Regions from separate parts of the Homo sapiens genome. Here region 1 is linked to region 2. Evidence: chromatin loops called from intact Hi-C (ENCODE). Cell type or tissue: K562. All regions are shown on one strand. Each heading gives the region's core, and the rest is flanking DNA. Links, peaks and the distances in the headings are about the cores only.

What was found. Peaks named below come from ENCODE experiments on the same cell type or tissue, not always from the same donor. Only the 100,000 strongest peaks of a DNase experiment are listed, where the experiment ranks them.
Region 1: it touches region 2 in a loop (4-fold over the local background); 3 of 110 quality-filtered maps call a loop at or near these places.

What each region holds. Positions count from the first base shown.
Region 1 is chr3:198,044,424-198,060,047 of GRCh38, forward strand. It overlaps the pseudogene ANKRD18DP. Among named protein-coding and RNA genes, the nearest start is that of LMLN-AS1, 13 kb to the left of the region's middle. RefSeq lists a silencer at 6,489-6,675. In K562, for the core only: a CTCF peak has its summit at 6,557 (motif pointing right); no DNase peak of the experiment used is centred there.
Region 2 is chr3:197,897,183-197,912,806 of GRCh38, forward strand. It overlaps DRC9 (dynein regulatory complex subunit 9), which reads right to left. Exons shown (of 12, transcript NM_032263.5): 9 at 15,493-15,567. LOC124906330 (a long non-coding RNA gene) reads left to right here and starts at 8,502. Exons shown (of 2, transcript XR_007096246.1): 1 at 8,502-11,256; 2 at 11,390-13,149. RefSeq lists enhancers at 2,359-3,131, 4,115-4,615, 15,449-15,624 and a silencer at 8,967-9,016. In K562, for the core only: a CTCF peak has its summit at 8,967 (motif pointing right); a DNase peak (open chromatin) is centred at 9,049.

The sequences.
Region 1 (15,624 bases), core at 2,711-10,710, 150 kb after region 2:
AAGTGCTTTGTGAAATTGATCCAGTATCGTGTGCGTGACTTAATTGCTGGACTGAGATCTTTGTGGGGATTTTCTGATATGTTGTGTTTTTAAAGTTTTACAGATTGCATATAAGTAGCTAAAACTATATACAATAAATTACCTCAGATAAATACAATATTATTTGCCCAGCATACTGAAGATAAAGCTATATCTCATATATTACTTTGTTTACACTACCTTTGGATATGTTCATAGAATATACTATTTTAGGGGGCATTATTACATAAGTCTTTTGTTCACAACCTCACCAGTATATATGCAGAAATGGAGGAGTTTATTTAAATCACCTTTGTTGGGATCCCATTAGAAGTTCATTTTTTTAAATGTTTAAAATGAATTAGGGAGATGGGTCCAAATACGTGACCCAAATATTTGTCCAAATATTCTGATAGTCGATGCTTTTTCCATTTTATATTATAGAAATATTTTAATGCCTATAGATGTTATGTCTTAGATACAAAATCATTTTAATTCTCAGTGCCACTCAATTTTTTCAATTTCAGTAGAGACATTAGCGACTCAACAACTTTCTGACATTGCCTTATTCGGAAATACTCCAATCACAGTATCTGAACATCTGGCTTTCCCCCACATCAGGTGTCTCCTAGTGACATTTCAGGAGTGTACAGGCAGATGAGAAGAGGGTTGCCATGTGTTCACACTCATGAGTGTTCATAAGTGGAGATTTGGATGTATTTGGTTGAAGATAGAATGTAAGTGAGGTTGCCACAAAGAACACAAAGAATAGAGTAATTGCTTCTTCAGCACAGCTTGCCTGCTGTATGAGTCTGTTTTCATGCTGCTGATAAAGACACCCAAGACTGGGCAGTTTACAAGAGCAAGCGGTTTAATGGACTTTACATGTCTACATGGCTGGGGAGGCCTCACCGTCATGGCAGGAGGTGAAAGGCACGTTTCACAGGGAAGCAGACAAGAGCAGAGAGCTTGTGTAGGGAAACTCCCCATTTTAAACCCATCGGATCTCATGAGACTTATTCACTATCACAAGAACAGCACAGGAAACACCTGCCCCCCCCCAATTCAATTGCCCCCCACTGGGTCCCTCCTGCAAACATGGGAATTCAAGATGAGATTTGGGTGGAGATGAAACCGCCTTCTCAAAATGATGACTGAGCCAGTGAAAGAGATCTAACTTAGCCGACTCCATCTTGCGTCTAACCTCCAAGCTGTCCTTGTTCATTCCTGGGCGAAGGCTGAACTAACTTGGGGGGAAACTTAGTTTATAGTCTCAGGTTCCATGGCCCTGATAGGACTGAACCAGAAGGATCCAGGGAAGGACAAACCCTGGGGCTGAGGCCCTATGACCCAATGGCCATTGGTGGCCTAGCCTTATGGCCCCAAGACACCCTGTCCTCAGGCCACAGACACCATGGGCTTTGGTCAGGTCCCAACTTCCCAGTAGTGTCCTGACACTAGCGGGTGCTGACTGCTGAGCCACAACCACAGTTCTGGGTTTTGGGTTTGGTAAAACCACCTCAGGGACAGAGTTCTGGAGTTGGGTTTGGCAGAAACCATGGCACCTCCCAGGGATGGTGTGTCACTCCTGCTTGCCACCAAATGTGCACATAGGCTGTCCCCCTTGTCCAGCCCATCCTGCTGGACAGGATGGAGGAAGTCAGGGAACATACACGGTGGACAGCTGGGGTGCAGGGAGAGGCAGGTGCATGCTGGGAGGTCAGACCCTGTGAGGGCTGTGGGGGCATCAGGTGGAGTGGACTCAGGTGCACCCTCAGTGCACTGGGCAGGTCTTAGGCCAGGCTCCGTGGACCCCAGCTGTGTGATGTGGTCACTCCCTGAGGGACTGCCGTCAGGCCCCAGTCACCCACCCTGGGCAGCACCGTCCCATCTCAGGGCTGGGCTTTCTGAGTCCTGAGACAGAACAGTACTGCCCAGGCCTGACAGACCGGGGGGCCCTGCCAAGTCCTCCATCCCTAGACCAGCCTCGCACACAGCACGGACAGTCTCTCACCTTCAACTTCAGGGCACTGACTGATACTTCTCATTCTAAGGCAACCAAGGCAGAGCTGAGGACCTGCGCCAGGCTAGGAGCCAGTCCCCTCCCTAAGTGGGCCTGATGGAAGCACCATCCTTGTCCCAATCCACTACAAGTTTCAGCCCAGGAGACACACAGGGAAGGGAGGATGGGGTCTCCCTGCTGGCTGTCACTGGAAAAGCAGGACCTGGGAGCAGAGGGAGCTCAGGGCTGGCAGGGGATGCTCAGGCCCATGGAGAGCTTGGGCTGCATCCTGGGGCTGCCCCTCCTGGGCTAGAGGCTGTGCCCTCTGCAGGATCTGAGAAAGTCCAGTCCTGAGATGGGACAGTGCTGCCCAGGGTGGGTGGCTGGGGCCTGACAGCAGTCCCCCAGGGAACGATCACATCACCCGGCCTGGGTCTAGGGAACCTGGGCTGAGACCTGCCCAGTGCACTGAGGGTTCACCTGGAGCCCACCCCACCTGATGCCCCCACAGCCCTCTCAGGGTCTGACTTCCCAGCATGCACCTGCCTCTCCCTGCACCCCAACTGCCCACGTGCCTATTCCCTGGCTTCCTCCATCCTGTGCAGCACATAGACTGTGACCGTCTCTCCAGCCACTCTGGCCTTTCCTTTAACTTTGTCCTGTCAGGATCTCTGAGCAAGATCCTCCAGGTCCATCCAAACACCTGCTTTGTCCACTTTTGACTGGGCTGTTGGGTGCCACTGGGCCGTCCCAGCTGTCCACAGGGCCCTCAATAACATGCATTGCACCTGTGATCTCCCAGCAGCGCTCATCACCCCCCAATGACCAAGTCCCTGCTGGCCAGACCCCACACACCAGGTCCTCCCCGACCAAACCCTCACCGATTAGACCTCCATCAGGAGGTCCCACTAACCAGGCCTCCGCTGCCAGGCCCACAGTGACCAGGACTTCACTGACCAGGACCTTACTGACAAGGCCTCACTGACCAGGTTCCACTGATCATGACCCCATTGCCTGGCCCCACAGATGAGGCCCCACTGACCAGGCCTCCAGGGAACAGGCTGCCACTGACCAGGCCCCTGCTAACCAGGACTGAGGTGACCAGATGCCCCTGACCACGACCCTAGTGAGTAGACCCCACTGAACAGGCACCCGCTGCTGAGATCCCTGCTGACCAGGTCACCCCACAGACCAGTGCTACAAAAGCCACAACTGACCCAGTCTTCTCTGACCAGGCCCCCGTTGATTCGGTTCCACTGACCAGGCTGCCCTGACCAGGACCCCACTGACAAGGGCCTCGCTGATGAGGACACGCCCACCAGGCCATGCTGACTAGGTCCCTTGTGGTCAGGCCTCCACTGAATAGCACCCCTTGACCTGGTCACCAGTGCCCCAGCTCATGCTGACCAGGCCACCACTAAGCCCCAGTTGACCACTAAGCTCCACTGACCAAGCCCCACAGCCCAAGTTTGCACTGACCAGACACCAAACAACTGGCTGCCACTAGGTCTCCACTCACTAAGACCCCACTACTAGATCCCCCTAATGAGACCCTCTCTAAACAGACCCCTGCTGACCATGCCCCCATTAAACAGGCCTCGCTGACTAGGTCAGTCCCAACTGACTGGGTCCACTGACCAGGCCCACGCTGATCAGGCCCCTCCTAACCATACCAGAAGGCCAAGCGGCAATGAGACATTTCATATGGCAGGAGTAGGAGCAAGACAGAGAGAGGAAAGAAGAGCCACATCTTGTTATAAGACCAGATCTCAGGATAACTCACTATCAGGAGATCAGCATCAAGAAGATTAACCATTGGTGAAGGATCCGCCACCCACACCACCGCCCACTGTTTCCAGGCAGAAGCCTCCTGCAGAGGCAGAACCTCTTGGAAAACCTCTGCTAGGGCAGTGCAGAAGGAAACTATGGGCTTGGAGCCCCCACACAGGAGGCCACCATCCTCCAGAGCCCAGATTCATAGACAAACCAACGGCTCACACCCTCAGTATGGAAAAGCTACAGGCACTCCACACCAACCCAGCCCATGAGAGCAGCCATGGGGGCTAAAGCCTGCAAAGCCACAGGTGCACTGCCCTAGTAGAGGTTTCCCATGAGCCTCTGCCTCTGCAGCAGGTTACCCCCCTTCCTGCTACCCCTACCCTCTCACCACCCTACTGCCAACATACTCCTCCCTACCCTACCCACTCCTTTTTCTTCCACCCCAACACCCTCCTGTCATGATTAAATCACCTCCCACCAGGCCCCACCTCCAACATTCAGGATTACAATTCACTTGAGTTTTTCTAGGGAAACACAGACAAACCATATTATTCAAACCCTGAGCCCACTGAATCTCATGTCCTTCTCACAGAGCAAAATACAATCAAGCCTTTACAAAAGTTCCCAAAAGTCTTCAATCATTCCAGCATTAATGCAAATGTAACAATTCCACATCTCATCTGAGACAAGGCTACAGTCCCTTTGCCTATGAGTCCCTGAATGTAAAAGGGAGTTCTTTTCTTTCAAGGTACGGTGATGGTAAAGGCATTGGGTAAGCTTTCTCAATCCAAAGGGAAGAAATTTCCTGGGAAAATAACACAAATGGGACCACAGGCCCAATGCAAGTCCAAACCCAGAAGCCCAGTATCCATTCAATCTCACAGCTCCAAAATCATGAAGATAACTCACTATCACAAGGACAGCAATAAGGAGATGGTGTTTAATCATTTGTGAAGGGTCCACCCCCTCGCCACTTTTCACCCCTCACCCCCACCATAGTCCCCCATTTTCCCTATGCCCCCACCTTCCAACCCCCACTCCCCACCATGATTAAATCACCTTCCACCATGCCCCACCTTTAACAATCCCGACTACAATTCCACATGAGTTTTGGCAGGGACACAGAGCTAAATTTTATTATTCTGTCCCTGACTCCTAAAATCTCATGTCCTTCTCACATTGCAAAATACAATGATGCCTTCCCTACAGTCCCCTAAAGTCTTACATCGTTCCAGCATTTATACAAATGTCCAAAGCTTAAAGTGTCATCTGACACAAGGCTACAGTCCCTTAGGCCCATGAGCCTCTGAAATATAAAGCAAGTTAACTACTTCCAAAGCACAGTACTTGCACAGGCAATGGGTAAGCATTACCAGCCAAAAGGGAGGATTTTGCCAGAAAGAACAAAGCACAGATAGGACTTACAGTCTCCAAACCCAGAAGGCCAGTCATTCAATCCTAAAGCTCCAAAATCACCCTTTTTGAAACCTTGTCCCACATCCAGGGCACAAGGGTGTGAGGGCTGGGCTCCCAAGGCCTTGGGCAGCTCTGCACCTGTGGCTTTGCAGAGTTTACACCCCACGGCTGCCCTCATGGGCTGGGCTGGCATTGAGTGCCTGTAGCTTTTCCCCACTGATGGTACAAGCTGTTGGGAGGGGGGTGTTCTATAAATCTGGGGTCTGCATGATGGTAGCCTCCAGTGTGGGGGCTCCAACCCCATATTTTCCTTTGGCACTGCTCTAGTAGAGGTTTCTTATGAGGCTCTGCCTTTTGGGGATGCTTTTGCCTGGACACCCAGGCATTTCCATACATCTTCCAAAATCTATACAGAGGCTCCCAAGCCTCTAGTCTCATGCTCTGTCCACCTAGTGGCTTAACACTATGAGGAAGTTACCAAGGCTTCTAGCTCACATCCTCTGAAGCAGTGACACAGGCTGTATCTGTGCATCTTTCAGCCATGGCTGGAGCTGCAGCTGGAGCTGCAGGGATGCAGGCAGCAGTGTCCTGAGGCTGCACATAGAGGGAGATCATGGGACTGGCCCAGGAAACCATACTTCTCTCCTAGGCCCCAGGGCCTGTGACAGCAAGGGCTGCTGTAAATGTCTCTGAAATGCCTTCAAGGCCTTTTTCCTATTGTCTTGGCTACTAGCACTGGACTCCTTTTTATGCAAATTTCTGAACCCTTCCAGAATTTTTCCCCTGAAAATCAGCTTTTCTTTTTGACCAATTGGCCAGGCTGCAAATTTTCCAAACTTTTGAGTTTGCTTCTCATTTAATATAAGAGTTGGGACTCATTTAATATAAGTCCGAATCAGAGGTCACTGCCTCAGTCACACATAAAAGCACAGGCTGTTTGATGCAGACAGGACACATCTTGAGCTTTGCTGCCTAGAAGTTCATTCCACCAGACATGCACTAAGTCATCACCCTCAAGTTCAAAGTTTCACAGTGCGGACGGCAAGTCATCCAGGTGCCGAGGCAAGAGACTGAGGGCACGAGCTGTTCCAGTATAATAAAATATATAAAACAACAAGAGTTATACTAGATCTAGATCATAGACATGATTATCTATGAATATCATTCATCATTAGTTTGTAGCAATGACTCTTTATTCCAATATTATAATAATCCTCGCTCTATAATCATAACCTAGGAAAAGCCAGGCCATACAGAGACAGGAGCTGAGGGCACATAGTGAGAAGTGACCGAAGACGAGTGCGAGCTTTTCTGTCATGCCCGGACAGGGCCACCAGAGGGCTCCTTGGTCTAGCGGTGACGCCAGCGTCTGGGAAGACGCCCGTTGCCAAGCGGACTGTGGTCTAGCAGTAGCATCAGTGTCAAGGAAAAACACCCACTACTTAGCAGACCAGGAAAGGGAGTCTCCCTTTCCCCTGGGGAGTTTAGAGAAGATTCTACTCCTCCACTTCTTGTGGAGGGCCTGACTGATGTCAGGCCCACCCGCAGTTATCCGGAGGCCTAACCGTCTCCCTGTGATGCTATGCTTCAGTGGTCACGCTCCTAGTCCGCTTTCATTTTCCACCCTGTACACCTAGCTCTGCCTTTTAGATAACAGTAGCAAAATTAGTGAAAGTACTAAAAGTCTCTAATACGCAGAAATAATGGTGTAAGCTGTCTCTCTCTCTCCCCCCTCTCTCTGCCTTGGCTGCCAGGCAGGGAAGGGCCCCCTGTCCAGTGGACACATGACCCACGTGACCTTACCTATCATTGGAGATGGCTCACACTCATTATCCTGCCCCTTTTGCTTTGTATCCCATAAATAACAGTGCAGCCAGGCATTCAGGGCCACTACCAGTCTCCGCATCTTGGTGGTAGTGGTCCCCTGGACCCAGCTGTCTTTTCTTTTATCTCTTTGTCTTGTGTCTTCATTTCTACACTTTCTTGTCTCCACATATGGGAGAAAACCCACCGACCCTGTAGGCTGGAGCCTATATCACAGATCTCCAGGGCAGGGTCGCCGTGAAGCCATGTTCTCTGCTACAGCAAATCAAAAGTACCCTTGGCTTCTGTTCCTAGTAAGTTCCTCATTTTCATCTGAGACCTTCTAAGTCTGGCCTTTACTGTCCATTTTCCTGTCAGGCTTTTGATCACGAGTATTTAACAATTCTTTACAAAGATCCAAACTTTCCCTCATCTTCCTGTCTTCAAAGCCCTCCAAACTCTCCTGACCTCTGTTTGCTAGCCCCTTCTGAACTTGCTTCTGCATTATCAGCTATCTTTGTTGCAGCCTGGCAATGTGGTAAAGGAAGACAAGTCCATTTTGAGGGGAAAAATTCAAGAAGGCTTCAGATACTTGAATGAAAAGAAGCTGAGTGCTGATTGTCAAGACAACAGGGAAAAGGCCTTGAAGACATCTGATAGCTCCACTTTGCAGTACTAATATTCTCTATGATCATAAAGAAAAGAGCTTTAATCGGCCCATGATTCTGCAGGACTCAGGAAGCCACCCAATCATACCAGAATATCAAGGGGCAATGAGACGAAGGAGGTGGCACACCCTATTATACAACCAGATCTCCTGAGAAAAAGGAAACAGGCAGTTTTAGAAAAAAAGGAAAGGGACAGAGATATGTGTTGACGTAAAGACTTTGAAGAAGAGATCTAGAGATCTTTCCTGACAAAATGTCAACAAAATGAAAGATATGCAGAACCATGTAGAGAAAGGCAATGACAGAAAAATGTTCATTAGAATCAGAAAACCAACTTAAGTGCTCAGTAAATAAATAGAAAAGTAGCTGTGTTCAGGGCTTCAAAGACACATTCCATTTAAAAAAAAACTGTGATCAAAACATGAATGCTCATTTTACTCTTTTTAAGTTATGCATATATTTATATATATATAAAATTTATTTCTGTAAGACAGAAGTTTAATAGCATGTATACTTCATGTATACAACAGAAGGGCCCATGTAAAATGAGTAAATTTCCATGATATGTTTTATATTTAAAAGAAAAAGAGGCAGAAACAAAATACAAGCTACATATCAAGATAAATTTTGATGTTAAAGAATGACACGAATAGGTCTCCTTTAAAGAATTTGAATGCAGCAGAGAAGGATACTGCAAAAGAAAGTTGACCAAAGACAGCAAAAATATCTTCAGAAATTATAATTGAAACTAGATAATGAAGAGTGCAGTTGACATTACATGTTCAAGGCTTTCTCATTATTGTTTTCAAAATCATTAAAGAATAAATGGCTGGGTGCAGTGGCTCACACCAACTTTTTGAGACCCAGGTGGGCAGATCACAAGGTCAGGAGTTCGAGACCAGCCTGACCAACATGGTGAAACTCCGTCTCTACTAAAAATACAAAAATTAGCCAGGTGTGGTGGTGCATGCCTGTAATCCCAGCTACTCAGGAGGCTGAGGCCAGAGAAATGCTTGAACCTGGGAGGTGGAGGTCGCAGTGAGCAGAGAATGCACCATTGCACTCCAGCCTGGATGACAGACTCAGACTCTGTCTCCAAAAAAAAAAAAAAAAAAAAAGAAGTGTAGCATTTTGGCATTCAAAAAAATTTCAGATTGTGTTGTTTCTTTTTTTATATGTTTTTAATATAAATTTTTTCATCCCAACCTTGCCCCAGCAGCTCAGCTGACTCCCGCCCCCATGACGCACATGCCTATAATGTTGTGAGTTTCCAAAATACATTTTAAAATAGATTTCGTTTAATTATGAAAATGCAGACATAAAATGAATTTGTATCTAGGTTTTAATCAAGTAATATTAGAGTTAAGTCAATTAATAAATGATTAAAATGTTCTACAATATGAAAACCATACCCAGATGCCTCTTCCTCTAATTCATGATTTTTCTTCCTTATTTGATCCACATTATACTCCAGTGATGATATTAACTCAAAAAAAGTTTTCTTAATTCTTCATTTTCTTCTTCAGGCTTGAAAAAGAAAGTGTTGCAATAAACATGCACACCTATGTTTATTGCAACACTTTCTTTTTCAAGCCTGAAGAAGAAAATGAAGAATTAAGAAAACTTTTTGAGTTAATATCTTATTCACAGTAGCAAAGACTTGGAACCAACCCAAATGTCCAACAATGACAGACTGGATTAAGAAAATGTGGCACATATACACCATGGAATACTATGTAGCCATAAAAAGTGATGAGTTCATGTCCTTTGTAGGGACATGGATGAAGCTGGAAACCATCATCTCAGCAAACTATTGCAAGAACAAAAAACCAAACACCACATGTTCTCACTCATAGGTGGGAATTGAACAATGAGAATACATGGACACAGGAAGGGGAACATCACACTCTGGGGACTGTTGTGGGGTGGGGGAGGGGGGAGGGATAGCATTAGGAGATATACCTAATGCTAAATGATGAGTTAATGGGTACAGCACACCAACATGGCACATGTATACATATGTAACAAACCTGCACGTTGTGCACATGTACCCTAAAACTTAAAGTATAATAACAAAAAAATTTAAAAAAGGCTTTTATTTGGCAATAGTTTTAGATTATTCTAGGTTGCAGATAGTACAGAGAGTTCTTGTATAACCCTCACCTGGTTTCCTCTAATGTTAACATTTTACATAACAATGGTACATTTGTTGAAATTAACATTGGTACATTACTATTAACTAAACTCCAGACTTTATTCTTAAAAAAAAAAAAAAAGAAAAAAAGAAAGTGTTTAAAATTATTTTTGTAAAATCTAGAGACCCTGTTCTATCTTAAAAATGTTATTTCTCATAAGTTGATGAATAATATGTATTTAGGCAGGTGTATAAAGCACATTTTATAAACCTGACGCCAATAAGGACAGATTTCAAAAATAGACACTTTTCTTAAAACAGCTAAAAATGATTTATACTTTCATCATTATCTTTTCTGAAATTTAAGCTGCCAAAAATGAGGGTTAAAAGTGGGGGTTTTTACACATAAAATACTAAGGGTTAGTAAAAAAAAAAAAAAGAGTAGTTATATTTACATTTTAGTTTTTAAAGATGCTTTAGAAACATTGTCATTAATAGTTAAAGATATTCCAAGTTTTGTTAAATTACATCTTACTAAGATGATTTTTAGAAAACTCTTATCTAGTTCCCATTACATTTTTGATCCTCATCTGTCTTCAGGCTGATCTAAATATTCTCTGTTAGTATTCACCCATAGATTTCAGTTTTTTCCCTTTCTCTTAATCATTTCTCTTTAAATAAAGATTTTTTCTATAATAAAAACATAACTTTTGTCTACTTTTTGTAGATTTTCTATTATCCTGCTTCTCCCCTTCCATTGGACTCTATGACACATGGTCTCATCCAGAGATCTATTTTTCATCACTTATTGTGTTTTTTATACCGCAATCTGATTTTTAAATAATTCCAATAAAAAAGTGCAAGGGTCATGAAGGACTTTATCCTGCTTTACTCAGCAGCAACTGCGAGTAGACCAAATGCTCCCTCTGCTCCTCTGAACCCACTTTATTTCTAAATGCAGCAACCTCTGATGTTCAGTCCTATTCCTTTCTATTCCTGTTTTTTTGTTTGTTTTTTGTTTTTTTGTTTTTGTTTTTTTTTTGAGACGGAGTCTTGCACTGTTGTCCAGGCTGGAGTGCAGTGGCGTGATCTCCGCTCACTGCAACCTCTGCCTCCCAGGTTCAAGCGATTCTCCTGCCTCGGCCTCCCACGTAGCTGGGATTACAGGTGCCCACCACCATGCCTGGCTAATTTTTTGTATTTTTAGTAGAGACGGGGTTTCACCATGTTGGCCAGGTTGGTCTTGAACTCCTGACCTCATGATCTGCCCACCTCGGCCTCCCAAAGTGCTGGGATTACAGGCATGAGCCATCACGCCCAGCCACTATTCCTCTTTTAAATTCTCTCAGGACTCCTAAAATCTCAAAATTTTGACCCAGATTCCCTAATCTACATTTCCAGCTCTGACCTTCTTCTTGAGGCCTCTTCTTTCTAGTACACATATTATAGACAATATTCTCAACCACACACTCAGACATTGCCACTTGGTGCAGGTTACTTTTGTAGATAGTGAATCATGTCTATTTTATGTTGATTCTTATTGATGTTACTGTGCATATAGTGTTATTTTCTAATCTCGAAGGGGGATCGTCTCACCCTTAGGATATTGACCAGCATACTTTGTCCTTTTTTTTTCTTTTCTTTTTTTTGAGATGGAATCACACTCTGTCATCCAGGCTGGAGTGCAGTGGCAACATCTTAGCTCACTACAACTTCCACCTCTTGGGTTCAAGTAATTCTCCTGCCTCAGCCTCCCAAGTAGCTGGGACAGAGGTGCACACCACCATTCCTGGCTAATTTTTATATTTTTAGTAGAGACAGGGTTTCACCATATTGGCCAGGATGATCTCGATCTCTTGACCTCATAATAATGGCAATAAGGAAATTATCTAAAAATACTATTTAACAGGAAAAAAGCCAATTTTCTGTGAGGAATGATGTATACTTCTCAACTTTCCCAAGAGAAAATATTGTAAAACGTATGCAATTATTTTTCAAAATGGCAGAATAAAAGCCAGAGTTTAAGAAATAAGTACATTATAAAGGTAATAAAATGGTAATAATTAATTATAATAAAAATAAAAAATCAAGCTGTCCACTGAAATTAGTATCCTAAAACAGTTTATATTATTCAACCAGCTACAGATTAACTGTCGACATGTTAAATTCCATACATATTTGACTTCCTACTTGAAATATAATTTCTTCTCTGAAGCCCATGTCTCATCCAAATTAATATGACAATGTGATGTACCTTCCAGTGGAGACTCTGACATAGGAAATTTTTTAAGATGACTGGCCAGTTGTTCTTGAGGTTACCTTACAGTCTCCTGATAAAATATTTTTGTTATTAATTTTATAAATTGCCTTATTATTAAATTATGTTAATATTTAACTCTAACATGCATACTTTGAAAATTATTACCACACACATAGATTAGCTTTCTTTTTCTCATATGTATACATTCTCCTTTATTACTGAATTCAGTGAGGAACATAGAAGGTGTTGTCTTCGGCCGGGCGCGGTGGCTCACGCCTGTAATCCCAGCACTTTGGGAGGCCGAGGCGGGCGGATCACGAGGTCAGGAGATCGAGACCATCCCGGCTAAAACGGTGAAACCCCGTCTCTACTAAAAATACAAAAAAATTAGCCGGGCATGGTGGCGGGCGCCTGTAGTTCCAGCTACTCGGGAGGCTGAGGCAGGAGAACGGCGGGAACCCGGGAGGCGGAGCTTGCAGTGAGCCGAGATCGCGCCACTGCACTCCAGCCTGGGCGACAGAGCGAGACTCCGTCTCAAAAAAAAAAAAAAAAAAAAAGAAGGTGTTGTCTTCCTGCCAAATTGGTATTCTCTTACATGACAGATTGATTCAGCCCACTATTCATTCATCTCAGACCCTCAACTCAACCTGAGTTCCTCACACATTCAGTCACCTGTTCAAATCCTTCCAACAGATTCCTATCTCAGAGTAAAAGTAAAATTCCAACGGCCTTCAAGTCCCTAGATAACATGGCCTCTACCTCCCTCCCTGAGCTCAGCTCCTACAACTCTGTCCCATACTCACTTCATTCCCACTCTACATGAACTCTGCCACCCCTCATTAGTCTGAAAATGGGGATTCAATGTCAAACTCACAAATCACAGACAGCTACAAGTATCTTTGTACTGGACAAAGTTATATCCAAATGACAGTCATGGAGACTTGAAATGTAAATTATGAGCTAATTATTAATAAAAATATTCAAAGTAAATTATAAATACCTACCAGTGGGAACATTAAATCAAATATTTTTTGCTAAAATTTACCACATTTATTCCAAATTGTGATTTTATAACAAGTAGATGTCTTTAAAATATTAAGTGGTCAGAAAAATACATAATGTGAGACTGACATATTTTCAGACTTAAGTCACATTGATATGAATCAAAATAAAGTTATGCCAACTAAAATACATAAAAGAGCCACTGAAGGAAAAGCACCACAAGACAGAGCAACACACTTCAGTTCATCTGGGAAATCTAGAATTAAGTGTCAAAGTGGCTCACTTAATTGAATCTTAATTTCAAAATACTTATTTCAGGTACAAGATATCAATTTATCTGCTTCATTATGGTCTTAAAATGTGACAACATAAAGACATTAAATTTATTATTTCAGCAGTATAAGACTACATACTGTATGAACATTACTCTGTAGCTACTAAAATTTCATAGGTGACATAATGTGTTTACTCAAAGGAAAGCATCTGTCAGCTCTACCTTTTATTTCCTGGAAACAAGGTATGTTTCCAAGCTGATACAGTAAACATATTTTTTTTGTTTTTTTATTAAAACAGCTTTGCTAAAATATGATTTACATACTACAGAATTTATCTGTTTTAACATACAGTTCAAAGATTTTTAGTAAATTTACCAGTCGTGCAGTCATCTTTACAATCCAGCTTTAGAACATTTTCATCACTCCAGGATGATCCCTCATGCCCATCAGCAGTCACGACCCATTTCCAGCCCCAGCCCTACAGAAACATTCATCTTCTTTCTGTCCCTATACATGTCTTTTCTGGATGTTTCATGTTAATGGAATTATACAGTATGGTAAATACATTTTCATCTATTTATTATTATATTGAACTAGATTCAACATATAGCCACAATGAAATGTTTAAATTTTCTTTCTGGAAGGTTAAATATATTTATCTTTCTTCATACTTACTTCTCCTTCTTCTTTTACATACTGAAACAGTTTTTCTTTTATAGAATTATATTCATTCATTAGTTTCTTATTTTTCTCTTCTAGAAGATCTTTCCACTCTCAAGACAGCCTCCTTGGATATTAATTACTATCTCTTTATCATTGCCTTCCTTATGAGCACCCTCTAGTTGTCGTTGAAGCAAGAGACTGTCACATTCTAGTTGACATAGTCTCTCCTCTACACAGTTGTGCTTTCCGGTGGATCGACTCCTTTAGTTTCCTCATTTGGATGAATCTGCTCCATTTCCTTTATTCGATGCTGTGCTTGCCTTTGGTCCATCTGTACACTTTCTAAAGCCAATGTCTTTTCCCTGAGAGCATCTCTTATCTCATGGAGCTTACCTTTTAAGGTATTGAACTTCATCTGAGCTTTAGAAAATTGTTCAGTAAGCAACTCATTTTTATCTTTTAGTTGAGAAACAGTAGAACTTATTTTTTTATGTACGGAAAAATTATGTGCTCTCTGTAAAACAAGTTCTAGGTCTTTCGTTTCTAAACTTTCATTGTGCTCATTTATAGCAGCAGCCAGCCTAGAATGGAAGAATTCAACTTCAGCTTCCAGTCCATCTGTGTGGTGTTCTTCCTTCTCCAATTTTGAATTCAGCCTTGTATTCTCAGCTTTGAGGCCATTAAGCTGTTGACAATACTGGGACATCGTTTTTGTTGTCATTTCCTCATTGAGTCTTGCACTTTTTTCAAAGTTAGCATTTATTTCTCTAATACTCTTAATTTCCTGAATATATTCCTTTTCCTTTTTGACACTGTCATTTTTTATTGTGTATTATTCCTGTTTGAGTGTGGCAATATCTCCCTTCAATATGCAATTTGTATATATCACATCCTTCTTTTTTCTATAACTTTGAAAATCTTAAATAAAACAAAAGAAATTTTCAGCTAGCACTCAATAAAATAACATATCATGTTTATCTCTGAAGTGAAAGAACAACCTGTACATTCATGCAATTAAAAGTTGCTGTAAGTGGATATCCAACTGGAGAAAAAGTTGAAGCAAAACCTTGAACCTTAAAGAGCATAAATTTCAAAAAGTTCAAAACTTTATTTGAAGTCAATGAATCCATAAAACTAAAAACACACACATACACACTAGAGAACTGTTAAGAATATCAGAATTGGAAAAGCCTTTCTCTGAATTACAACAAACTCAAAGCATAAAGTAAAATATTAACAAATTTGACTAAATTAAAATATTGGAAAAAGGAAATTGCATTTATACTCTGATATCTAACCCAGATACCACCCTGTAGTAAGAGCTTTACCTCCACGTGTATTTGGACCGATAAAATTTCTCAAAGTTTTAGAAGTTCTGTTTCCCTGATAATATTCTATTGTGATTTGACTCAACATTTTTAGTCAGTTATAAGAATTTCATTTACTAAATCATAAATCTAGACATTGTACTAAGCACTTCTACGTACATACATTGATGAATTTCTTATCACAATTCTTAAAAAGAGAGGTTAAAAATATAAGCAAGCTGCAGGATGTTCCCAGGGCTTCTGACTCTACTTCTAGTTCTCCACCAGATCACAGTT
Region 2 (15,624 bases), core at 4,434-12,433:
AAATCAGTGTTTAGATGAAATGGATTATCTTCTAGGAAGACGTAAGTTACAAAAAAGACTCAAAAAGAGATAAAACAACCAGAGCAAAAGGAAAGCAGGTTTGACAATTAATATCTGGCAAAATATAAATCAATCAAGCCAAATATAATTAAGAGAGACAAGGGATATTTTATACTAATAAAAGACAAATTCTAGATATTACAATTATGAACCGCTATATTCTTTTTTTGGTTCTGTTTATTTATATTTGCCTCAGGCCCAAGATAGCTGCTGATGGAACTTTTATGTTGTAATAACATATTTTAGAATATATATAAAGCAAACATTATTAGAAATAATTTCTGTACAAGATATTAACAGATCCACAATCATCTTAGGAAACTATCACACATCTCTGAAATTAATAGGTCAGGTAAGCCAAAATAAGTAACAAAATGAAAAATCTGACAGCTAGACTAATAGACATTTATAAAATATTGTCTGTAACAGAGATTGCACACTGTTTCAAGCACCCATGGAATATTTACATAGTCTGACCATAACCATAAATCCGAATAAGAGCTTGACAAATTCCAACAAGCATAAACCTTTTTTTTTTTTTTTTTTTGAGACAGAGTCTCGCTCTGTCGCCCAGGCTGGAGTGCGGTGGCCCAATCTCTGCTCACTGAAGCTCCGCCTCCCGGGTTCATGCCATTCTCCTGCCTCAGCCTCCCGAGTAGCTGGGACTACAGGCACCCGCCACCACGCCCAGCTAATTTTTTTTTTTTTTTTTGTATTTTTAGTAGAGACGAGCTTTCACCATATTAGCCAGGATGGTCTCGATCTCCTGACCTCGTGATCCACCTGCCTCGGCCTCCCAAAGTGCTGGGATCACAGGCATGAGCCACTGTGCCCAGCCAAGCATAAATCTTACATTTCACATTCTGAGACCACAATGCAAGACAGTAAGAATAGAACCTCCAGTGACGGGGCTGTTGTGAGGAATAGGAAGCCTACGCTCTTCCCTCACCTCCTCCAAGTACCCAGACATTTAAGAAACACCCTTTTAAATAATTCTTGAGTTACAAAGGAAATAACAAATTATAAACTAAAAATCATTTGGAAAGGAATGACAATGTAAGCATTATATATCAGATCCTGTAAATTACAGCCAAATAGTACTCAGAAAATATATTGGTTTACATGCATTTACTAGAAAATAAAAAAGTGAAAATAAATGAATTGAACATTTAGGAAACTAGACAGATTAGCAACATAAACTCAAAGAAAGTGCAAGAAAATTACTCAAAACAAAAACCAGTGTGGTAGAGAAAAAGCAGATTTGCTCAAGAAAAGCAAAAGATGGTGTATTAGTCTGTTCTCATACTGCTGATAAAGGCATATCGGAGACTGGGTAATTTATAAAGGAAAGAGCTTTAACTGACTCACAGTTCAGCATGCCTGGAGAGGCCTCAGGAAACTTACAATCATGGCAGGAGAGAGAACGAGTGCCGAGCGAAGGAGGAAGCCCCTTATAAAACCATCAGATCTTGTGAGAACTCACTCACTATCACGAGAACAGCATGAGGGAAACCAACCCATGATTCAATGATCTCCACCTGGTCTCGCCCTTGACATGTGGGGATCATTACAATTCAAGGTGAGATTTGGGTGGGGACACAGAACCAAACCATATCAGATGGTGTTTTTGTAAAGATCAATAAAATGGTCAAACCTTCAACAAGTTTCAGTAAGAAAAAAGGAAAGAAGGCACATCTTTTTAAAAAGTTAATGAAAATGATTTCATTACTACAGAAATAAAGGACTTTTTAAAATTGTAAAAAAAACTATAGGGCATAGCTTTATGCTAATAAATTTGAAATCAGTGTTTAGATGAAACAGATTATTTTCTAGGGAGACGTAAGTTACAAAAAAGACTCATAAAGAGATAAAAGATCAATAATCCTTTTTTTACAGTTGAAAAGGTAGCCAAATAGCTCCAATTAAATATAACCAGACAAAATTGTTTATGATTGAATTTTATCAAGCTTCAAGGAATAGATAATGTTTTCACTGAAGAAGGCATTAGCTAAAAAATAAAATCATAATAATAATCTGGTTTGTTTTCTGTTTTTATGTTTCAGAGCATAAAAAGATGGAAAGCTTCCAATTCACGCTGCCAAGCATAACTCTGACAGCAATTCAACAAAGCAGCACCAAAAAATACACCTACAGGTTAATCTCACTTGTGGAATATATAAACACAAAGTAAAAGTCTAGGCTGGCTGTGGCGGCAGGTACCTAGAATCCCAGCTCCTTGGAGGCTGAGGTGGGAGGATTGCTTGAGCCCAGGAGTTTAAGACCAGCCTGGGCAACACAGTGAGAACCCCTGTCTCAAAGAAAAATTTTAAAAATCCATGGTATTGATCTTGTGTTTACCCAAGAATGCCACAAGACAACACAAAATAAGGGAGAGATAAGATATCAAAAGGAAAAAAAGAAAAATGAAAATCAGTAGAAAGAAAATGCAGCAGAGGCTGTGCAGAGTGAGAGGGCGAAATAGAAGCCTCCACTGATAGTTCCCCCCACCACCCAGAAACACTAAATTTGACAACTATCTGTACAAAAAAGCACCTTCATAAGAACCAAAAATCAGGTAAGCAATCGCAGTACCTGGTTTTAACTTCGTTTTGCTGAAAGAGGCACTGAAGAGGGTAGGAAAGACGGCTTTGAATTGCTGACGACACTCTCCACCCCCTGGCAGCAGCCACACGGCACGGGTAGGATCTGAGCAGCTGTGGGAGGGCGGGCGCGGCACCTGAGATGTGCATTGAACTCAGTGCTGCCGTCACAGTGGAAAAAGCAAAACCGGGTTGAACTCGGGTGACGCCCACCCATGGAGGGAGCACTGAGACCAGCCCCAGCCAGAGGAGAACCGCCCAGCCTAGCAGTGGGACCCGAGTCCCAGCAAGCCTCAGCATCTCGGGCTACGCCGCTCTGGGGTCCTCAATACACTTGAAAGGCGGTCTAGGCCAGGAGGACTACGACCCTCTACAACCCTTACGCAAGCCCTGGTCCTGGTGCCTGTGGACTTGGGGGACTTGGACCTAGTGAGACACCAGCCATGGTGGTTAAGGGAGTGCTTGTGTCACCCATCCCCCAACCTCAGGCAGTGCAGCCTCTAAAAGAGATTTCCCCTTCTTCTGTTTGAGGAGAGGGAAGAGTACAGAGGACTTTGTCTTGCATCTTGGATACCAGCTCAGCCACAGCAGAATAGAGCACTGGGCAGAGGACACCAGCTCAGCCACAGCAGAACAAGGCACTGGGCAGAGGATAGCAGCTCAGCCACAGCAGAACAGGGCACTCAGCAGAGGACACCAGCTCAGCCACAGCAGAACAAGGCTCTGGGCAGAGGATACCAGCTCAGCCACAGCAGAACAGGGCACTCGGCAGAGGATACCAGCTCAGCCACAGTAGAATAGGGCACTGGGCAGAGGATACCAGCTCAGCCACAGCAGAACAAGGCTCTGGGCAGAGGATACCAGCTCAGCCGCAGTAGAATAGGGCACTGGGCAGAGGATACCAGCTCAGCCACAGCAGAATAGGGCTCTGGGCAGAGTCATGAGGCCCCCACTCCAGGCCTTAGCTCCTGGGTGGCCTTCCTAGACACACCTTGGGCCAGAAGGGAACCCACTGCCTTGTAGGGGAGGGCCCAGTCCTGGCAGGATTCATCATCTACTGACGAAAGAGCCCCCGGGCCCTGAATAACCAGCAGGGGTCCACAGGGGTACACCATGGGCCTTGGGTGAGACTCTTGAGATGTGCTGCCTTCGAAGACATGGTAGTGGCTATGGTGAGAGACTCCTGCTTGAGAAAAGCAGAGGAAAAAGTAAAAGGGGACTCTGTCTTACACCCTAGGTACCACCTCAACTATAATGGGGTAGAGTACCAAGAGGCTCTTGGAGTCCCCAGTTCAGGCCTTGACTCTTTTTTTTGAGATGGAGTCTCACTCTGTTACCCAGGCTGGAGTGCAGTGGCACGATCTTGGCTCACTGCAACCTCCACCTCTGGGGTTCAAGCGAGTCTCCTGCCTCAGCCTCCAAGTAGCTGGCATTACAGGCACTTGCCACCATGCCCGGCTAATGTCTGTATTTTTAGTAGAGACCAGGTTTCACCATGTTAGCCAGGTTGGTCTCAAACTCACGACCCCAGGTGATCCACCCCTCTCAGCCTCTCAAAGCGCTGGGATTATAGGCATGAGCCACCGCCCCCGGCCCAAGGCCTTGACTCTTGGATGGCATTTCTGGTCCTGTTCTGGGCAAGAGGGTAGCCCACTCCCCTGAAGAGTAAGTCCCAGGCCTGGCAGCATTCACCACAAACTGACTGGAGAGTCCTTGGGCCTTAGCTGAACATCAGCAGTAGCCTGGCGGCACTCTCCATGGGCCTGTGGTAGTAGTGGCCATGAGCAGCGGCTCCTCCGCATGTGGAAAGCAGATGGAAGAGGAGGAAGGACTTTGTCTTGTGGCTTGAAGGCCAGCTTAGCTGCAGGAGTTTAGAGCATAAGGTAGACTTCTAAGGTTTTTGACTCCAGCTCTTGGCTCCCAGACAGCATCTCTGGACCCGCCCAGGGCCTGGGGGGACTGGCCACTCTGAAGGGAAGGATACAAGCCTGGCTGATTTCGCCACCTGCTGATTGTAGAGTCCTAGGGCCTTGAGTGAACATAGGTGGTAGCCAGGTAGTGGTTACAGCCTTGGGTGAGACCAGGTGCTGTGCTGGCTTCAGGTATGACCTAGCACAGTCCCAGTGGTGGTGGTCACCAGGGGGCTTGTGTCACCCCATTCTCAGCTCCAGGTAGCTCAGCAAAGAGTTAGAGACTCTGGGAGAAAGTAAGGAAAAAGAACAAGAGTCTCTCCCTGGCAATCCAGAAAATTCTTCTGGATCTTATTTAAGACCACCAAGGTGATACCTCTACATGTCTGCATGAACCACAGAATTAGGGGCTTGGAGTGTTCCCTAATGAGGTACGGCTTAGACCACAACACTCAAGTCCCTTCGTATGCCTAGAAAGCCTTTGCAAGAAGGATGAGTACAAATAAACCCAGACTGCAAGGACTACAATGAATACGTAATTCGTCAATGCCCATATACCGATGAACATCCAGAAGCATCAAGACCATTCAGGAAAACATGACCTCACCAAACAAATGAAATAAAGCACCAGGGACTAATCGTGGAGAAACAAAGATATGTGACGTTTTAGACAGAGAATTCAAAATAGCCATTTTGAGGAAACTCAAAGAAATTCAAGATAACACAGAGAAACAATTCAGAAATCTATCAGATAAACTTAACAGAGATTGAAATAATTAAAAAGAAGCAGAAACTCTTGAGTTGAAAAATGCAATTGACATATTGAAGAAGGCATCAGAGTCTCAAGAGCAGAAGTGATCAAGCAGAAGAAGGACTTCGTGAGCCTGAAGACAGGCTATTTGAAAATACACAGGAAAGACAAAAGAAAAAAGGATAAAAGAAATGGAAAGATATTCCATGTTCATGGATTGGAAGAATCAATATTGTTAAAATGTACATTACTACCCAAAGCAATCCACAGATTCAATGCACTCCCTATCAAAATACCAATGACATTCTTCACAGCAATAGAAAAACAATCCTAAAATTTATATGGAACCACAAAAGACCCAGAATAGCCAAAGCTATCCTGAGTAAAAATAAACTGGAAGAATCACATTACCTGATTTGAAATTATACTATAGAGCTATAGTAACCAAAACAGCATGGTACTGGAATAAAAACAGACACATAGACCAATGGAACAGAATAGAGAACCCAGAAGCAAATCAATAAATCTACACTGAATTCATTTTTGACAAAGGTACCAAGAACAAACACTGGGGAAAGGATAGTCCTTTCAATGAATGGTGCTGGGAAAACTGAATATCCATATGCAGAAGAATGAAACTAGACTAGACAGCTATCTCTCACCATTTACAAAAATCAAATCAAAATTGGTTAAAGAGTTAAACTTAAGACCTCAAACTATGAAACTACTAAAAGAAAACACTGGGGAAACTCTCCAGGACATTGGACTGGGCAAAGATTTCTTGAGTAATACCCCACAAGCACGAGCAACCAAAGCAAAAATGAACAAATGGATCATATCAAGTTAAAAAGCTTCTGCACAGGCCAGGTGTGGTGGCTCACACCTGTAATCCCAGCACTATGGGAGGCTGAGGCAGGTGGATCACTTGAGGCCAGGACTTCAAGGCCAGAGGTGAAACCCCACCTCTACTAAAAATACAAAAATTAGCCGGGCATGGCAGTGCACTCCTGTAGTCCCAGCTACTTGGGAGGCTGAGGCACGAGAATCTCTTGAACCCAGGAGGCGGAGGTCGCAGTGAGCCAAGATTGTGCCACTACACTCCAGCTTGGGCGAGAGAGCAAGACTCTGTCTCAATAAATAAATATATAAAATATAAAAGGCTTCTGCATAGCAAACAAAACAATTAAAGTGAAAAGACAACCCAAAGAACTGGAGAAAATATTTGCAAACTACCTATATGACAAGGGTTTAATAAACAGAATATATGAAGAGCTCAAACAAGTCTATAGGAAAAAATCTAATAATGTGAAAAATGGGCCAAAAGGGCCGAGTGTAGTCACTCACACCTATAATCCCAGCACTTTGGGAGGCCTAGGCTGGAGGAATGCTTGAGCTCGGAGTTCAAGGCCCGCCTGGGCAACAATAGTGAGATCTTGTCTCTCTCTCTCTCTATGTGTATAACATATACATACATACATACACACACACATATATATATACATACATATATATATACATACATATATATATACATACATATATATACATACATATATATATATACATACATATATATATACATACATATATATATATATATATATATATTTTTTTTTTTAAAGGGCCAAAGATCTGAATAGGCATTTCTGAAAAGAAGACACACAAACACCAAACAGACATATAGAAAGGTGCTCAGCATCACAGATCATCGGAGAAATGCAAATCAAAACTACGAGACATCATCTCGCCCCAGTTAAAATGGTGTGTATCTAAAAGACAGGCAATAATGAATGCTAGCAAGGCTGTGGAGAAAAAGGAATCCTGGTACGGTATTGGTTGGTGGAAATGTAAATTAGCACAACCACTATGGAGAACAGTTTGGAGGATCTTCAAAAAACTAAAAATAGAGCTACCATATGATCCAGCAATTCCACTGCTAGGTATATACCCAAAAGAAAGGAAATTAGATGTGGAAGAGATGTCTGCACTCCTATGTTTATTGCAGCACTGTTCACAATAGCCAAGATTTGGAAGCAATGTAAGTGTCTACCAACAGACGAACGGATAAAGAAAAGGTGGGGCCGGGCGTGGTGGCTCATGCCTGTAATCCCAGCACTTTGGGAGGCCGAGGCAGATCACCTGAGGTCAGAAGTTTGAGAACAGCCTGGCCAATATGGAGAAACCCCATCTTTACTAAAATACAAAAATTAGCTGGGCGTGGTGGCGCACACCTGTAGTCCCAGCTACTCGGGAGGCTGAGGCAGGAGAATTGCTTGAACCTGGGAGGCAGAGATTGCAGTGAGCCAAGATTGTGGGCAACAGAGCAAGACTCCCTCTCAAAAAGGAGTAAATAAATAAATAAATTTAAAAAGGTGGGACATATAAACAATGGCGTACTATTCGGCCCAGAATGAGATTGTGTCATTTGCAACAATATAGATGGAACTGAGGTCATTATGTTAAGTGAAATAAACCAGGCAGGGGAAGACAAACTTCACATGTTCTTCTTTGTGAGAGCTAAAAATTAAAACAATTGAACTCATGGAGGTCGAGAGTAGAAGGGTGGTTACCAGAAGCTGGGAAGGTAGTGGGGGATGCGGAGGGTGTGGGGATGGTTAATGTGTACAAAAAAGTAGAAAGAATGAATAAGACCCAGCATTTGGTAGCAAAACAGGGCGACCATAGTCAATAATTTAATTGTAAATTTAAAAAGAACCAAACGCGTGTAATGAGATCATTTGTAGCACAAAGGATAAAGGCTCAAGGTGATGGAGACCCCAATTCCCCTGATGTGACTCCCACGTGTCACACGCCTGTATCAAAGTACGTCATGCACTCCATAAGTATATACACCTACTATGTGCCCACAAAAATTAAAAATTAGAAAAAGAAAAGAGTTTAAAATAGAAACAATTTTAAGTCTATAAATCAGTTTTTCAGCAGTCTATTAAAGGAATAACAGGCCGGGTGTGATGGCTCACACCTGTAATCTCAGCACTTCGGGAGGCTGAGGCGGGTGGATCACCTGAGGTCAGGAGTTTGAGACCAGCCTGACCAACATAAGAAACCCTGTCTCCACTAAAAAAAATACAAAATTACCCAGGCATGGTGGCAGGCGCCTGTAATCCCAGCTACTCGGGAGGCTGAGGCAGGAGAATCACTTGAACTCGGGAGGCGGAGGCTGCGGTGAGCTGAGATCGTGCCACTGGGCAACAAGAACAAAATTCCAATCTCAGAAGAAAAAAAAAAGGAATAACACATTATGATCGAGTAAGGTTTATCCCAAGAATTTGAAGATGACTCAACATCAGCAAGTCTATTAATGTATTTCCCTTTATTAACATATTAAAGAAGAGAAAACAATATCATCTCAATTAATGAAAAAAAAATCCATCTCAAAATTGAGTACTCATCCTGATGAGAAGAAAAACTTTTAACAAGAAAAAAAGATACTTCCTGAAGTTGATAAAGCTTGTCTACCAGAAACCTACAGAGTAAATCTCACAGTTGATGATTAAAAAAAAAAAAACTCATTTGTGGCAGTTACCAATTTACTGCCTGTCAGCTCCAAATCCACCTCTTTGCTTTGTGAAAGTGGATGCTTGCTGTGAACGTTTTTCTTGCCAGCTGACAAAATGCTAAGCTGTGTCAGTAGAGGGCGCTGGAGGCACACGACAGGAGGGCGTCTCACTGTCCGGTCACCAGAGTGCGGCTGCCAGCGGTATGTGGGTGGGACACCCGGCCGCACTTGTCCACCCACACGTTTTACTGAGACCGCGCAGGAGGATTCCTGCTGGCCAAACACGTTATGACCTAGTAGGGTTTATCCCAGGAATTTAAAGATGACTCAAATCAGCAACTCTCTCAATGTATTCTACTTTATTAACATATTAAAGGAGAAAAAATAACTCAATGGACAAAAAAACTGTTTTTCTTTTTTTTTTTTCCCTAATTGAGTACGCATCCAGATTAGGAAAACAAAACAAAACAACAAAAAAAACTTTTAGTAAGGTATCTGTCACCTAACCACCATTAATCTCCCATTTTGACTAGTGGCCACGCTGTCACTTTGGGTCCCCGTGCATGAACATCAATTCAGAGCCAATGCTTCAGTCATCTCAGAAGGCCTGGGTAGTTTGCTTTCCCCAGTGCACAGTCACTCTGTAAATAGCACAGGTCTTCTGAGTAGGGCCTAGAGGGAGACTTACAGTAGGTACTTGCAGCAGGGCTGCAGAGTTCATTCTTTGGGGGAAATCCCCCCACACCCTCACACCCCAGTTCATAAAGGGGCCCTGGGGCTGTGAACTGACTCAGTCCTAAGAGCTAGGGGAGAGGCCGTGACTCTCTGCTGTGGTGATTCAAATCAGGTTTCTGGCTACCAGACCCAGAATTTTTTTCTGTTATACTTGAGTAGGCAGCCCAACAATTTTGTTCCTAGAGATACCATCATTCATTAGCCATTGCCAAGAATCCCAGTGGCCAAAGGCATTCTGATTACATCTCTGCCGCCCTTCGTGGTAAATGTGCCCACCTTATCTCTGACAATTAAGTGCTCCCAATTATCCGGAGGCACTTCAGGATCCCATCACCCCACTGATACCAGGAAGCTCATCTCAATGACAACATCCTTAGGGTCACACCTGCCTATGTAGGAAAGCAAGCACAGAGCTTTTAGAGAGGCAGATGCTCCCCTCACTATTCTATTTCTCAATGTCTTAGTAAAGAAGTGTCTTCTGGGCCTTCTCATGGTTAGGAATGGGTGCTTGGTGGTAGACGTGTAAGTCACACATGATAAATCCACTGTGACATTCCTGTCTCCCTACATCTTTGGATTCTCTCCCCCAAATCATAGCAGGGAAGCTCTGACATCTCCACCTCATCAAATGTAGGCAAATGTTGAGTCACCTCCTGCTGCTCAAGCTAAACCATGAAATCCAGACTCTCTGGTAAGTGCATCTATATCAATGAATTAAACAAATGGAGTGTGATAGCCTACCCTGTTGGATCTAACACTCTTAGAATCAACTCGACATGTTTCCCAGGTTTCTTCCAATATTTATTAGCAAAATCTTACCATTCTTTTGGTGTGTAAGTGATTTCCTTCTGAGTTAGTTATCTGAGTTTTATGTCCCACTGTAACATGCTAAGATTTGACCCTAGTTATGGATCCAGTGACAACAGGGGTGACTGTACCAGGTCTGAAGAGTGAGCCGTTTCCAAGGCATCCTCCCAGATGAAGTTATCACAGGGGTGACTGTACCAGGTCTGAAGAGCAACCCTTTCCAAGGCATCCTCCCAGATGAAGTTATCACAGGGGTGACTGTACCAGGTCTGAAGAGCAACCCTTTCCAAGGCACCCTCCCAGATGAAGTTATCACAGGGGTGACTGTACCACGTCTGAAGAGTGACCCCTTTCCCAGGCATCCTCCCAGATGAAGTTATCACAGGGGTGACTGTACCAGGTCTGAAGAGCAACCCTTTCCCAGGCATCCTCCCAGATGAAGTTATCACAGGGGTGGTGACTGTACCAGGTGTGAAGAGCGAGCAACCCTTTCCAAGGCATCCTCCCAGATGAAGTTATCACAGGGGTGACTGTACCAGGTCTGAACAGTGAGCCCTTTCCAAGGCATCCTCCCAGATGAAGTTATCACAGGGGTGACTGTACCAGGTCTGAAGAGCGATCCCTTTCCAAGGCACCCTCCCAGATGAAGTTATCACAGGGGTGAATGTACCAGGTCTGAAGAGTGACCCCTTTCCCAGGCATCCTCCCAGATGAAGTTATCACAGGGGTGACTGTACCAGGTCTGAAGAGCAACCCTTTCCAAGGCATCCTCCCAGATGAAGTTATCACAGGGGTGACTGTACCACGTCTGAAGAGTGACCCCTTTCCCAGGCATCCTCCCAGATGAAGTTATCACAGGGGTGACTGTACCAGGTCTGAAGAGCAACCCTTTCCAAGGCACCCTCCCAGATGAAGTTATCACAGGGGTGACTGTACCACGTCTGAAGAGTGACCCCTTTCCCAGGCATCCTCCCAGATGAAGTTATCACAGGGGTGACTGTACCAGGTCTGAAGAGCAAGCAACCCTTTCCAAGGCACCCTCCCAGATGAAGTTATCACAGGGGTGGTGACTGTACCAGGTCTGAAGAGCAACCCTTTCCAAGGCACCCTCCCAGATGAAGTTATCACAGGGGTGGTGACTGTACCAGGTCTGAAGAGCGAGCAACCCTTTCCCAGGCATCCTCCCAGATGAAGTCATCACAGGGGTGGTGACTGTACCAGGTCTGAAGAGTGACCCCTTTCCCAGGCATCCTCCCAGATGAAGTTATCACAGGGGTGACTGTACCAGGTCTGAAGAGCAAGCAACCCTTTCCAAGGCACCCTCCCAGATGAAGTTATCACAGGGGTGACTGTACCAGGTCTGAAGAGCGAGCAACCCTTTCCAAGGCATCCTCCCAGATGAAGTTATCACAGGATCTTCAGGCAAAGGAAGTGCGGTGTCCTCAGACACAGGAGGGCAGGGTACTTCCGCTGCCAAGGGAGCTTTAAAGTGATTTGCCAGTTTCATCCGAATCTGAGCAGGTGTTCTCATTCCAAGTTTCAGGGTCCTGTTCTTTCCCTGTGAGTGCTCTAACTTGCATATCAGTAACTTGGCATGACTATGACAAACTCATGTGTAATCCTGACTAAAACACCAGAACAGTGGTGTTGTATTAACAACCAATAATAGAAAAAGGATTCCCCATTGTCACTACTACAACCAACAAGTACACTGGACTTTCTAGCTAGACAACAAGCCATGAAATGAAAACAGACATATAAATAATAAAAAGGATAATATAAAATTGTTATTTGCATGCAGTAAGATTTTCCACCTAGGAAATCCAAATGAATCCACTGAAAAACCATTAGAGGGTTTAACAAATCCACAGCAATACACAAAAGAAATACCTTTCCACATACCATACACTTAGAGACAGAACCAAGAAGGTTTCGCAATGTTATCACAGAAAAACCTGGAAACAACCTAAATCTACTGACAGAATGGTTCACTAAATTTCAGTATATTCTGAGTGTGAGATATATTCTATCAATCAGCTGTACTGCTACAGAAAACATTAAAAACAAAGTAAATGTAAGAAGAAAACAACAGGCTCTGGAACACTATATATAGCATGATCCAATTTACTTAAGAAACAAATACTAGGCCGGGTGCAGTGGCTCATGCCTGTAATCCCAGCACTTTGGGAGGCTGAGGCCAGCAGATCACTTGAGGGCAGGAGTTCAAGACCAGCCTGACCAACATGGTGAAACCCCATCTCTACCAAAAATACAAAAATTAGCCAGGTGTGGTGGCAGGTGCATGTAATCCCAGCTACTCGGGAGGCTGGCAGGAGAATCACTTGAACCTGGAGGCAGAGGTTGCAGTGAGCCGAGATCGCGCCATTGCACTCCAGCCTGGGCAACAGAGCAAGACTCCTCTCAAAAACAAAACAAAACAAAAAACCACCACTGAGAATAGGTATGTTTTTAGGTATAAGTATGTATATGAAAAGAAATACATGTGGAAGAAACTTCCCTTCAGAAAGGGGAGTAATTTAAGAGGGCTTTCACTTTCTTTAACCTATGTATTTCTGTCTGAAATTGTAGCTGGACGTGGTGGTGCACACCTGTAGTCCCAGCTACTCAGGAGGCTGAGGTGGGAGGATCACTTGGGCCCAGGAGTTTGAGGCTGCAGTGAGCTATGGTGGCACCACTGCACTGAAGCCTGGGAAACAGAGAGAGACCCTGTCCCTAAAAAATAAAAAATAAAAAAATATATACTTATGTATTGCTTGTGTTATTGGGCTGAAGATCTGGGAAACTCTGGCGTCATCCCTTCGTGATCCATTTATCTACCAACTCACTGATAAATATCCAACACCTGCCAGGTATCTCACACTTGAAACAGGTAACATGATACATAATTCTTAAAGTGCAGGGCTACAGAACCCTAATTCTAATAGCCTACCAGGTATTTTTTTCAGTAAAGACCTGCAAGAGAGCATCTACAAATTCTCCTCTTTAACCACACATTTGGAATCCTTGACTGAAAACTCATTAGCTTTTTCCAAAGGCAAGCTGTATTATAACTAAGCTGGAAAATTTTCTCTTTATTCATCCAATAGGGTTATTTTGAAAGACTCCAGCTGGGGCTGGGCACGGTGGCTCACGCCTGTAATCCCAGCACTTTGGGAGGCCGAGGCAGGTGGATTACCTGAGGTCAGGAGTTCTAGACCAGCCTGGTCAACACAGTGAAACCCCATCTCTACTAAAAATACAAAAATTAGCTGGACGTGCGCCTGTAATCCCAGCTACTCAGGAGGCTGAGGCAGGCGAATCGCTTGAGCCCAGGAGGCCGAGGTTGCAGTGAGCCAAGATCACGCCACTGCACTCCAGCCTGGGCAGTAAAGCAAGACTGCATCTCAAAAACAAAACAAAAAAAAAAAAAAAAAGAAAGAAAGACTCCAGGTAGACTTAGACATAATTCTAACCTTAGATATATTATAGACCCAGCTTGGTTATTAGTATTGAAAATGCTCTTAAAACCACCGTGTCATATATATTTCACACAAGAAGAAATAAATTGAGTAAACATGTGGAAAAATGTTATGTTCACCTGTTAATAAGCAAAAATAAAAAATAAAACAACTCATTAAATTAGCAGACTTTGAAAAATATTGAAAATGGCTACTAATATTGAAGAGACCTTGAAATTACTGCCTGCAACACTGCTAACGGCAGCACAGATTCGAGAGTATTAGCAATGTTTATTAAAAGTCACAAAATACTAGTCTCTGAAACAAAAATCTCATGACTGAGATTGGCTTTTAGTAAATAGTTGCCATGAAGAAAAACAGTTCTTTGGGCAAAGCTTTAATGAGTGCATTATTTATAATAACAAACTTTAGAAACAACCTAAATATAAAAAAAAAGTGTAACAAATAAACTGTGGCACAACCATTCAATGGAACGTTAAACACAATTTTCAATTATTTTATAAAGAAACTGTAATAACATAAAAAATGAAAAGCAATGAGTAATTTTAAAAATCTTCACTCAACTGGGAATGTTATTTTTATAGTGTAAAAGATTAGTAAATTTTTTTTTTTTTGAGACAGATTCTTGCTCTGTTGCCCAGGCTGGAGTGAGTGGCATGATCTCGGCTCACTGTAACCTCTGCCTCCTGGGTTCAAGCGATTCTATTGCCTCAGCCTTCTGAGTAGCTGGGATTACAGGCGCCCGCCACCATGCCTGGCTAATTTTTGTATTTTTAGTAGAGACGGGGTTTCTCCATGTTGGCCAGGCTGGTCTCGAACTCCTGACCTCAGGTGATCCGCTGGCCTCTGCCTCCCAAAGTGCTGGGATTACAGGCGTGAGCCACCATGTCCGGCCTTTATTTATTTTTCTTTTTTATTTATTGGCCACTATACTATTGGGAAAAATTTTTAAATATAGTCATAATTTAAAAATAATTAATTTAAAAATTATGTCTTTTTTTGGTTTTTGTTTTTGAGACGGGGTCTCGCTCTGTTGCCTAGGCTGGAGTACGGTGGCGTGATCTCAGCTCACTGCATCCTCTGCCTCCCAGGTTCAAGCAATTCTCCCACCTCAGCCTCCTGAATAGCTGGGATTACAGGCGCACCACCATGCCCGGCTAATTTTTGTATTTTTTAATAGAAACAGGGTTTCACCATATTGGTCAGGCTGGTCCCAAACTCCTGAACTCAGGTGATCCACCCTCCCCGGCCTCCCAAAGTGCTGGGATGACAGGCGTGAGCCACTGTGCCCAGCCCATAAATTTGTAGGTCATAATTTGACTTAATAAATTTTAAGTCATAAATTAAGTCATAATTTGAAAATTATGAGTATACAGCAATATAGAAATCGAAAAATTTCTTATGTAAGCTCAATGATAAAAGCAGAAAACAAAATTTTACCTGCACTCTCTCAAATTACAGCTATATAAGATATCTATTCAGATGCATAACCCTGAAAGAAAACATGAGCTAAAGTTCATTAGGCTGAAAGAATGATGGTTGGTTTTCCTTCAAAATATTCTTTTTGTTTCCTCAGTATAAGCAGAGTACAAAAAAAAAGTCAAAGCATAGAAAAGCTGTGGGGACCCACCTGCTGCTCCTTTCTAAGGAACATTTCAATCTCTGTATGAGTCCGGGCCTCTTCTTCGGTTTTCATCCTGAGTTTCTGTAAGAACAATCAGATACCAGTACGTCTTCCCCGCAGGGCTGGGAATCAGAAGTT